Regions from separate parts of the Homo sapiens genome. Here region 1 is linked to region 2. Evidence: read pairs that join two places in POLR2A ChIA-PET (ENCODE). Cell type or tissue: HepG2. All regions are shown on one strand. Links, peaks and the distances in the headings refer to the core of each region. The heading gives the core; the rest is flanking DNA. Region 1 has its middle 33 kb from the start of FNDC3B. Region 2 has its middle 4.6 kb from the start of TMEM212.

Evidence for each region. Peaks named below come from ENCODE experiments on the same cell type or tissue, not always from the same donor. Only the 100,000 strongest peaks of a DNase experiment are listed, where the experiment ranks them.
Region 1: POLR2A ChIA-PET joins it to region 2 with 5 read pairs; 5 of 35 experiments call an interaction of 5 or more read pairs at or near these places.

What each region holds. Positions count from the first base shown.
Region 1 is chr3:172,004,113-172,008,512 of GRCh38, forward strand. No RefSeq gene overlaps it. Among named protein-coding and RNA genes, the nearest start is that of FNDC3B, 33 kb to the right of the region's middle. In HepG2, for the core only: no CTCF peak of the experiment used is centred there; a DNase peak (open chromatin) is centred at 2,399.
Region 2 is chr3:171,836,499-171,840,898 of GRCh38, forward strand. No RefSeq gene overlaps it. Among named protein-coding and RNA genes, the nearest start is that of TMEM212, 4.6 kb to the right of the region's middle. In HepG2, for the core only: no CTCF peak of the experiment used is centred there; DNase peaks (open chromatin) are centred at 1,953, 2,113 and 3,013.

The sequences.
Region 1 (4,400 bases), core at 129-4,128, 170 kb after region 2:
TCCATTTTCAACATTTACTATAAAGCTACATTAATCAAGATGATGTGCCAGTATAAAGATAGACATAGAAATCAATGGAACAAAATAATGAGTCCAAAGGTAGGCTCACAAATAAACTATCATTTGATCCAAGATAATGCAATAATAAAATAATTGTACTTTTGACAAATGATGATGGAACAATTAGATTTCCATTTGCAAAAATATGAATCTTGACCCTTACTTTATACCATATTTAAAATTTAGCTCCAAATAGATCTAGGTCTAAGTATAGGAGCTAAAGTAATGAGACTTGTACAAGAAAATCTTTGTTACCTTTAATTAGGCAAAGACAGTGTTTAGATAGAATGCAAAAAGCATGAACCATAAAAGAAAATGTTTGATAAATTGTTTTGTCAAAATTAAAATCTTTTTATCTTAAAATGATATCATTATCATTAAGAAAATAAAATTCAAACCATGGATTTTAGAGAAAATAGTTGAAAAACATCACCCTGGTAAAGAACTTCTATGCAGAAAATAGAATCGTCACAACTTATTAAGAAGACAAACCACTCATGAAAAGGCATAACATTTCAACTGACACTTCACCAAATAAGCTATATGAATAACAAATAAGTTTAAGAAAAAATGTTGACTATCCAAAATCATTAGTCATTAGGCAAGTGCAAGTTAAAACCATGATATACCACTATATACCTATGAGAAGGGCTATAATTTAAAAAGACAATACTAAATGTTAGCAAAGGTTTGGAGCAACTGGAAATCTCATACATTGCCGGTGAAAATGTAAACTAGCACACCCATTTTGGAAAAAAGTTTTGCCGTTTCTTAAAAAGTTAAATATGCAGCTGGGTGCAGTGGCTCACACCTGTAATCCCAGGACTTTGGGAGGCTGAAGTGGGCGGATCACTTGGGGTCAGGAGTTCAAGACCAGCCTGGCCAACATAGTGAAACCCCGTCTCTACTAAAAATACAAAAAAGTGAGCCAGGCGTGGTGGCGGGCACCTGTAATCCCAGCTACTTGGGAGGCTGAGTCAGGAGAATCACTTGAACCCGCTAGGTGGAGGTTGCAGTGAGCCAAGATCACGCCACTGTGCTCCAGCCTGGGCAACAGTAGGAGACTCTGCCTAAAAAAAAAAAAAAAAAAAGTTAAATATGCACTTACTATGTAACCTAGCTATTTCACTCATAAGTATTTACCCAAAAGAAATGAAAATTGATGTCCTCAAAAACATTTGTACATGAATGGCCATGGCAGCTGCAAGATAAAATTTGGAAAAAGGCTTTGTCCATCAACAAATGAGTGGGTAAAAAAAATGATATATCTAGTCAATGGAGTATAACTGAACAGTGAATAGAAATGAATAATTGATACATGCTATAACAGTGATAAATCTCTAAAACATGCGGAGTGAAAGGAGCCAGACATAAAATGCATGATTACATTTACAAGAAATTTTAGAAAAGGCAAAAGTAATCTAGAAAGACCAAAATCAGGTTAGTGGTTGCCTCGGACTGGGGATAGGAGTGGGTTACTGGAATGAAGCAAAAGGAAACATTGCGGGGTGATGGCAACGTGCTGTATCTTGGAACAGTTACATAGATGTATTCATTTGTCAAAATTCATGAAAATGTATGCTTAAAATAGGTGCATTTTTGGCTGGGTGCAGTGGCTCATGCCTGTAATCCCAGCATTTTGGGAGGCCGAGGCGGGTAGATCACCTGAGGTCAGGAGTTCGAGACCATCCTGGCCAACATGGTGAAACACCGTCTCTGCTAAAATACAAAAATTAGCCAGGTGTGGTGGCGCATGTAGTCCCAGCTACTCGGGAGGCTGAGGCAGGAGAATAGCTTGAACCTAGGGGCCGGAGATTGCAGTGAGCTGAGATCATGCCACTGCACTCCAGCCTGGCAACAGAGAGAGACTGTCTCAAAACAAAACAAAACAAAGCAAAACAAAAAATTAGCCGGGCGTGGTGGCACATGCTTGTAATCCCAGCTACTTGGGACGCTGAGGCAGGAGAATCACTTGAACCCATAAGGCAGAGGTTACAGTGAGCCAAGATCACACCATTGCACTCCAGCCTGGGTGACAAGAGCGAAACTCCGTTTCAAAAAAAAAAAGGTGCATTTTTATTGTGTGTAAACTATACCTCAATAAAGTTGATTTTTTTTTATTGCAAAAGCAATAGTTTTAGAGAATGTGCTTGAAATTTATCCCTCCACTGGCTTGACTATCTCTCTCTCTCTCTTTCTTCCCCAACTACTCTTTCTGCCCAACTTCTACTCTCAAGTCACAGCCTTCTTTCATTTGCCGGCTCTCCAAATATTTGGAGAGATCTCTATCAATGGTGTCCTTCACCCACCCCCTCCAGTAAAGCCTCCTCACCTCCAGTTAAACATCGCCAGCTCTTTAGCCATTCATATTTGCTGTAGTTTACACTCTGATAAAAGTAGGGCTGGGGGCTGGGTGTGTTGTCTCATGCCTGTAATCCCAGCATTTCGGGAGGCCTAGGTTAGTGGATCATCTGAGGTCAGAAGTTCGAGACCAGCCTGGCCAACATGGCAAAACCCCATCTCTACTAAAAATACAAAAATTAACTGGGCATGGTGGCGAGCGTCTATAATCCCAGCTACTCCAGAGGCTAAGTGGAGAATCGCTTGAACCCGGGAGGTGGAGGTTGCAGTGAGCTGAGATGGCGCCATTGCACTCCAGCCTGGGTGACATAAGAGCAAAACTCCGTCTCAAAAAAAAAGAAAGAAAAAAAAAGGCTGGAAAGGCTCCATGGCTTGTGCAGGAAGGCATGATCTGGAAGAGCTGTGAATTCCCTAAACACAGGGAGAGTATTCAAAGGGCTGGGCAACCAAAACAAAATAAACAGAACATACAAGTGTTTACAGAGGTCTACATGCAACGCCACAGAAGCCATGGGGAAGATTTTGCATCCTCCTAAGTAAGTTTTAGGAGAGAAGAGATAGGATCTAACCCAGGATGGTTTTTTTGCTTTGGGCCCAGAGAATTTCTTTCAACTAATTCCCTCCTTTGCTACACACATCAGGGTACTAGTATTCAGGCAGCTCCATCACCCTTGACACAATTTCTCTGTTCAAATTTCCAGCATTCTCTGAAGCACAATATCTTTAAAATCACTTGTACATGTTGTTTGTTTCATCCCCTGTGGTCTCTTCCTTTCACCAGCTATCCTGATCTCCACTGAAGACTATTTAACTTGAACAGGTTACTCAACTTCTTTTCCTCAGTTTTCTCACTTGTGAAATAGGAAAGTGTTGCTGTGATGATTAAATGTATTAATATATGTCAAATCTTTTAATATTTCCTGGCTCATAGTAAGCTCCCTTAAGAATTCCTGTTATTATTTCCCCCAAAGATAAAGAGAAAAATCTTACAAGCTCCCAGATAGAATAAGTTATTTGTAAAAAAATAAAATAAAACTGGCAGTGAAATTCTGCTGTTGGAAACAGTAGAAAGTGCAAGGCAGCAGAATACATTTTCATCCTAAAAATCTTTCGACCCGTTGCTATGTATTTTACTTGTCAGAGTGAAAGACAGATAGTGTTACCGAAATGTGAAATGTAGTCCACTACATAGTAAGCACTCTGTAAGTTATTATTATTATTATTATTATTGTTGTTATTATTATTATTATTATTATCTAGGGCCATGATCAGAGGCTTTAAGTCTATCTTCCTGGATCCGTTACTATCTTCAGCTAGCATTCCCCACATGGCATTCACCACCACTCAGCCCAGCCCAATCTCCTCTCTGTTCTTTCCCACTTAACATTGTAATTATTCCAGCACCAGGAAGCTAGGAAGGGTCTCACATCTCACCTAAGTAAAGGGAGTATCTATCCCAATTTTTCTGGCTTTATGTTAGACATCAACAGATTTTAATTAAGGGAGCAGAAAAAAAGAAGATAATTTGCCTCCCCCTCCAAAATCTTAGGAAATGTAAGAATCCTGGAAAATAACATATCTTCCCTGCTTTCATTTAATTTTTTTAACTCCTAACTATATCAAAAAGGAGTTCATACAATTGAAAAGTTCATTATTTTGTGATTGATTGGTATTATTTCTAGTAGCTACCCCATTTGTTGATTCAATTTATTTCTTTATAAACCAAATTATGGGCCAGGCGTGGTGGCTCACGCCTGTAATCCCAGCACTTTGGGAGGCTGAGGTGGGCAGATCACAAGGTCAGGAGATCGAGACCATCCTGGCTAACACAGTGAAACCCTGTCTCTAGTAAAAACACAAAAAAATTAGCCGGGCATGGTGGTGGGTGCCTGTAGTCCCAGCTACTCAGGAGGCTGAGGCAGGAGAATGGTGTGAACCTGGGAGGCAGAGGTTGCAGTGAGTGGAGATTGTGCCACTGC
Region 2 (4,400 bases), core at 254-4,253:
AAAAAAAAAAAAAGAAAAAGGAAAAGAAAGAAAAGAAAAGACAGAGAAAGAACTTTGTTTCATGATCAATCAGAAACTGGTTTACAGAGATATCCTCTGTCTAGTGTTGGCCAGTAGATGGGGATTTGCCTTTTAGGTCTCTGCTACACCAGATCCTTGTTGAATTCTCATTTCTCCATTCCATGTGTACCATAAACTCCATACCTACAAGTGTTACCAGTTTTTCCCCCAGTTTTTCATCCCTTTCCAAGAAGATGGGAAACAAGAGTGATACGACTTTATGTTCCATTGTCCCTTGGCCATCTTGGCATCTGCTGTGTTTGTTGGCCAGTTTTAATTATTTTATGACACAGACAACAGGAGCTGGGCTATGGTCACCAATTTGTTACTCACAGCCTGCTAATTACTTAGCTGGTAGATGCTGGCTCCCAGTTATTGCCTTTTTGTGTTCTGCTGGGGCCAAAGTGAGGCCTCCTTAGAGGAATACTGTCTGAAATCTCTTGAGCAAGAATTCAGCTGGCCAAATCACAGTGTGTGCAGTGCTTATTATGTGCCCACAGCTTGTACCAGATAGAGGGGAACACAAGTTGGCATGTCGACTCTAACAGATAAAGTCTCTTTGGGACAGGCAATCTGGTCACATAGGTATTTTTGCTCCTTTGGGATTTATTTTAAGTCACGGAATGGTAGAGACAGAAGGAGTCTTGGAAATTATCCAGTCCAACCTCCACATTTTGCTGAGAAGGACCGAGATTACGGGAGGCTTAAATTTACTCCAGGTCATACAGCCCTAGTTTCTTTCTATTGCAGCAGGTTGTTCCTTGTCCTATTCGGGAACCTTGCATATGACAACCATTCCAGTCCATCTCCACATCAATGGCAACAGCCCACTCATACAGCACTGGAAAACAGAAAACTATGCACAGAAACACTCTAGATAGATATTCTGGGACTTTTATATCAATGCACAGAAACAAACCTTTGCCTTTGCTTTTAGCTCTCTCCTCTGGTCTAATTTTTTTTAAAAGAGAAAGTAAAGAATCTCTTTATTCCATTCTTTTTTCTGTATAACTAGGAGCAGAATCAGCAGTTCTGATCAAGCCTCCTTGGTGTAAGTAAACACAGCATCATCCCATTCTTCTTATGTCCTCAGTTTGAGTACAGCCTTATAGGTTTTTGTATACTTCGTGGTAAATTTCACAGATGCATGTATATTTTTTAAAAAGACATAGTACACCAAATACTGATCTAGTGGAGAAAAGTAAAAATTACAAAATTTAGAATCAAGCATTTATAGGTTCAAAAGCAGGATTTGACACTTAATAATTGTGTCACCTTCATTTAACATTTCAGAACCTCAGTTTCACCATCTGTACAATGGGACTAATAATAGTAACTGTTGAGGGCTTTAGCAATGCACCTTCATCATTCCTCTCTCCCTTTTGCCTCTTACATGGGTATAACTGGGTCAAAAACTGTGCTTAGTTTCTCATGGATCAATTTGGTTCTTTTCTTTTTCAAAAATGCCAAGAGAAGAAACTAAGGGAATATACATTCCTTGTTTAAGAAGACTTAAAAGTTCATCCCTAAAAGCAATTTTTAAAACAAGCATCATCTAAGAATGTTTTAGAATACTCAGTTTCTCTTTTCTCATTCTACTTCTTTGCCCTTTTCCTCTATTTATTTCCCTGTTGTCCTCCCTACAAACAGCTTTTGTAAAATGTACATGAATGGCCCAAGGCTTCCATCGTTCCTCTGTCCCTGAATCAACTCTGTCCAGACCCGAGCTTTGGATCTGTGAGTGACGCAAGAAGCTGTTTTTGGCTTCAGGAATGTTTTCCTCTACATTCTGACTCCTCTCTTGTTGTTCTTCTTTCCTCTCCATCTTTTCTCCACCTCTCTTCCCCAGACACCCCCACTGTTTCTCTCTTCCTGTTTTCTTAGTTTCTTTTCCTCTCCTTGGTGGCCAAAGCACCAATCAATCACAGCTGTGGTCACAATTACAGTTCTGTCCGTGACTCCTCTATCTCCATGATAAAACAAGACAGGAGTAGCCTCTCCAAAAGGCAGACAATATCCACAGTAGCCTGTGGGAGGCTGCCTGGCGTGGACAAGTCAGCCAATAAGAGGTTTTCCTTGCAGCTGCAAGGCTTGGGAGAGTGAAACGACAGCTAGCTGTGCAAGTTTGCTGGTGACACAATGAAGTGTTTTGCTTCAAAAACCATGGGAAAATTCTGATACATTCCAGATAATTTCAAAACATATTTGCGGGTCAGATATACCAAAGGCAAATAAAAATCTGAGTTAGGTAAGCACAGGCTGATGTACAAATCTATTTAGATCCAAACATCTTGCAGATTGGATGACATTAAATTTGACAATTCCCAGTTAGGGATGATAAAAATTGAACTTTGTTCTCTTTAAACCCCAAGCCATTACAAGAAGAGCGGGTTCACTCGAAGTTGAAGTTGAATAGCTAGTAAAAAGCAAAGGGAAGTGTGCATTATGGATGAACATTGGAAAGATTTTAAATCCAGTTAAGAAACTGGACTATTTGGAAAGACACAAAAGTATATTTAAAAATACCTATATTGTGTTTGCACGGGAGGCGCACCTTCACAGTCTAACCTAATACACCTGTCCCATCATTCCGATTCTAGGAAGACAGATTCTGCTTGGTGCTGCACAGGGGAAAAGCAGCTTTTGCCTTGCATTTCCTGCACATCCCAGATTCATCAATATCATGAGGGTTATTGAGCCAGCATGGCCATATGCCTGAGCAAAACTCACGCCTTTTATTTCATGCAGTTAATACAGCTAAATCTTGTTTTTTCTTGTCTCAGCTTTTACCTTGACATTTCCAAACCTACAAAAAATGTCTCACACCTGTAATCCCAGCACTTTAGGGGGCTGAGGCTGGAGGATCACTTGAGGCCACGAGTTCAAGGCTAGCCTGAGCAACATAGCAAGATCCTATCTCTACAGAAAAAAAAAACATTAAAAAGCATTAACCAGGTGTGGCATGGCCCTATTGTCCCAGCTATTCAGGAGGATGAGGCAGGAGGATTGCTTGAGCCCAGGAGTTCAAGGTTATAGTGAGCTATGATTGTACCACTGCACTCCAGCTTGGGTGACAGAGCAAGGCACTGTGTCTAAAAAATTAAAATTACAAATTAAAACAAAATTAAACCTACAAAAATCCTGAAAAAAATTGTAAAGAGCACTAACATCACCCAGTTTCACCAATGGGACATTCTCTTATATAAATATAATGCCAATCATCCTTCCAAGGTACTTAACATTGATACTCTAGTATTATCTAAAATAAACTCCATACTTAAACTTCCTCAATTGTCCCTGCAGCTTTTTAAATGTCTTTTATGACTTGAATAATTTTGAAGAGTCCAAGCCAGTGTTTTGCAAAATGTCCCTATAATCTGGATTTATCTAATTGCTTCTTTATAATTAGATTCAGGTTAAAATATTTTTGCCAAAAATACTACACAGAAGATGGCGTGTGCTTGCATTGTATTGTATCAGGAGACAATGATGTCTGTTTGTCTTGTTTTGGGTGATGTAAAGTTTGATCACTTGGTTGAGGTGGCTGCCATATTTCTACTTGGTAGAAATATTCTTTTGCATTGTAATTTTTTTCTCCGTTTATCCAAAGGTTTTAACATCTATTGATGATCTTTGCTTTATTGCACTGATATTAACCGAGTGTTAATTTTTCTAATTTTTTCATTCCTTTTGTATGCATTAGATAGAATATTCAATATCTGGGTCTTTCTGACACCAAAGCTCATACTCTTTCTAGGACACGAGCTACCTTTTTAATACATAAACAAATAAAGCTAGTCATCTGAAGCTGCTAGGAAAAGAAAACATTTTAATTTCATCTCTCGTTTGGAGCTGCATTATCTTTTAACTTGGCAAAAATGAACTCCTTCCATAGCTTTGAAACCTACTTTAAAAATCCCAAGACTATAGCCCCCACAGAGCTGTTATTTTTAAGGCTCACATGTGAAGGAATGTATTTTAAAGAGGTAGAGAATGTTCATATCAGGTTCCCTCTCTCCGCATCACTGATGTTCTTCCACTTCTTTGAGTGTCTAATTTTGCTTGACTGATTTATTGATTGATGATTTCTTGTGTTTGGTGTGGAGGGGGGAACATTGGAATAAAAATGTCAATTTGGGCTTTCTGTTTGTTTTCAGTGGCAAAACTGGCTTGAAGTGTTTGGTGAAGCTACCGCCTTTTTCCCTGAGCCAAGATCCTGGGATCCCCTGGGTTGAGGAGAAGGTGGAGTCTGCAAAGCAGCCTACAGCGACCTTGACACCACCACCTCCTAGGAGAACTTGCAGGCCCAACTTGCAGTCAGTTAGTGCCACGTGGGATGA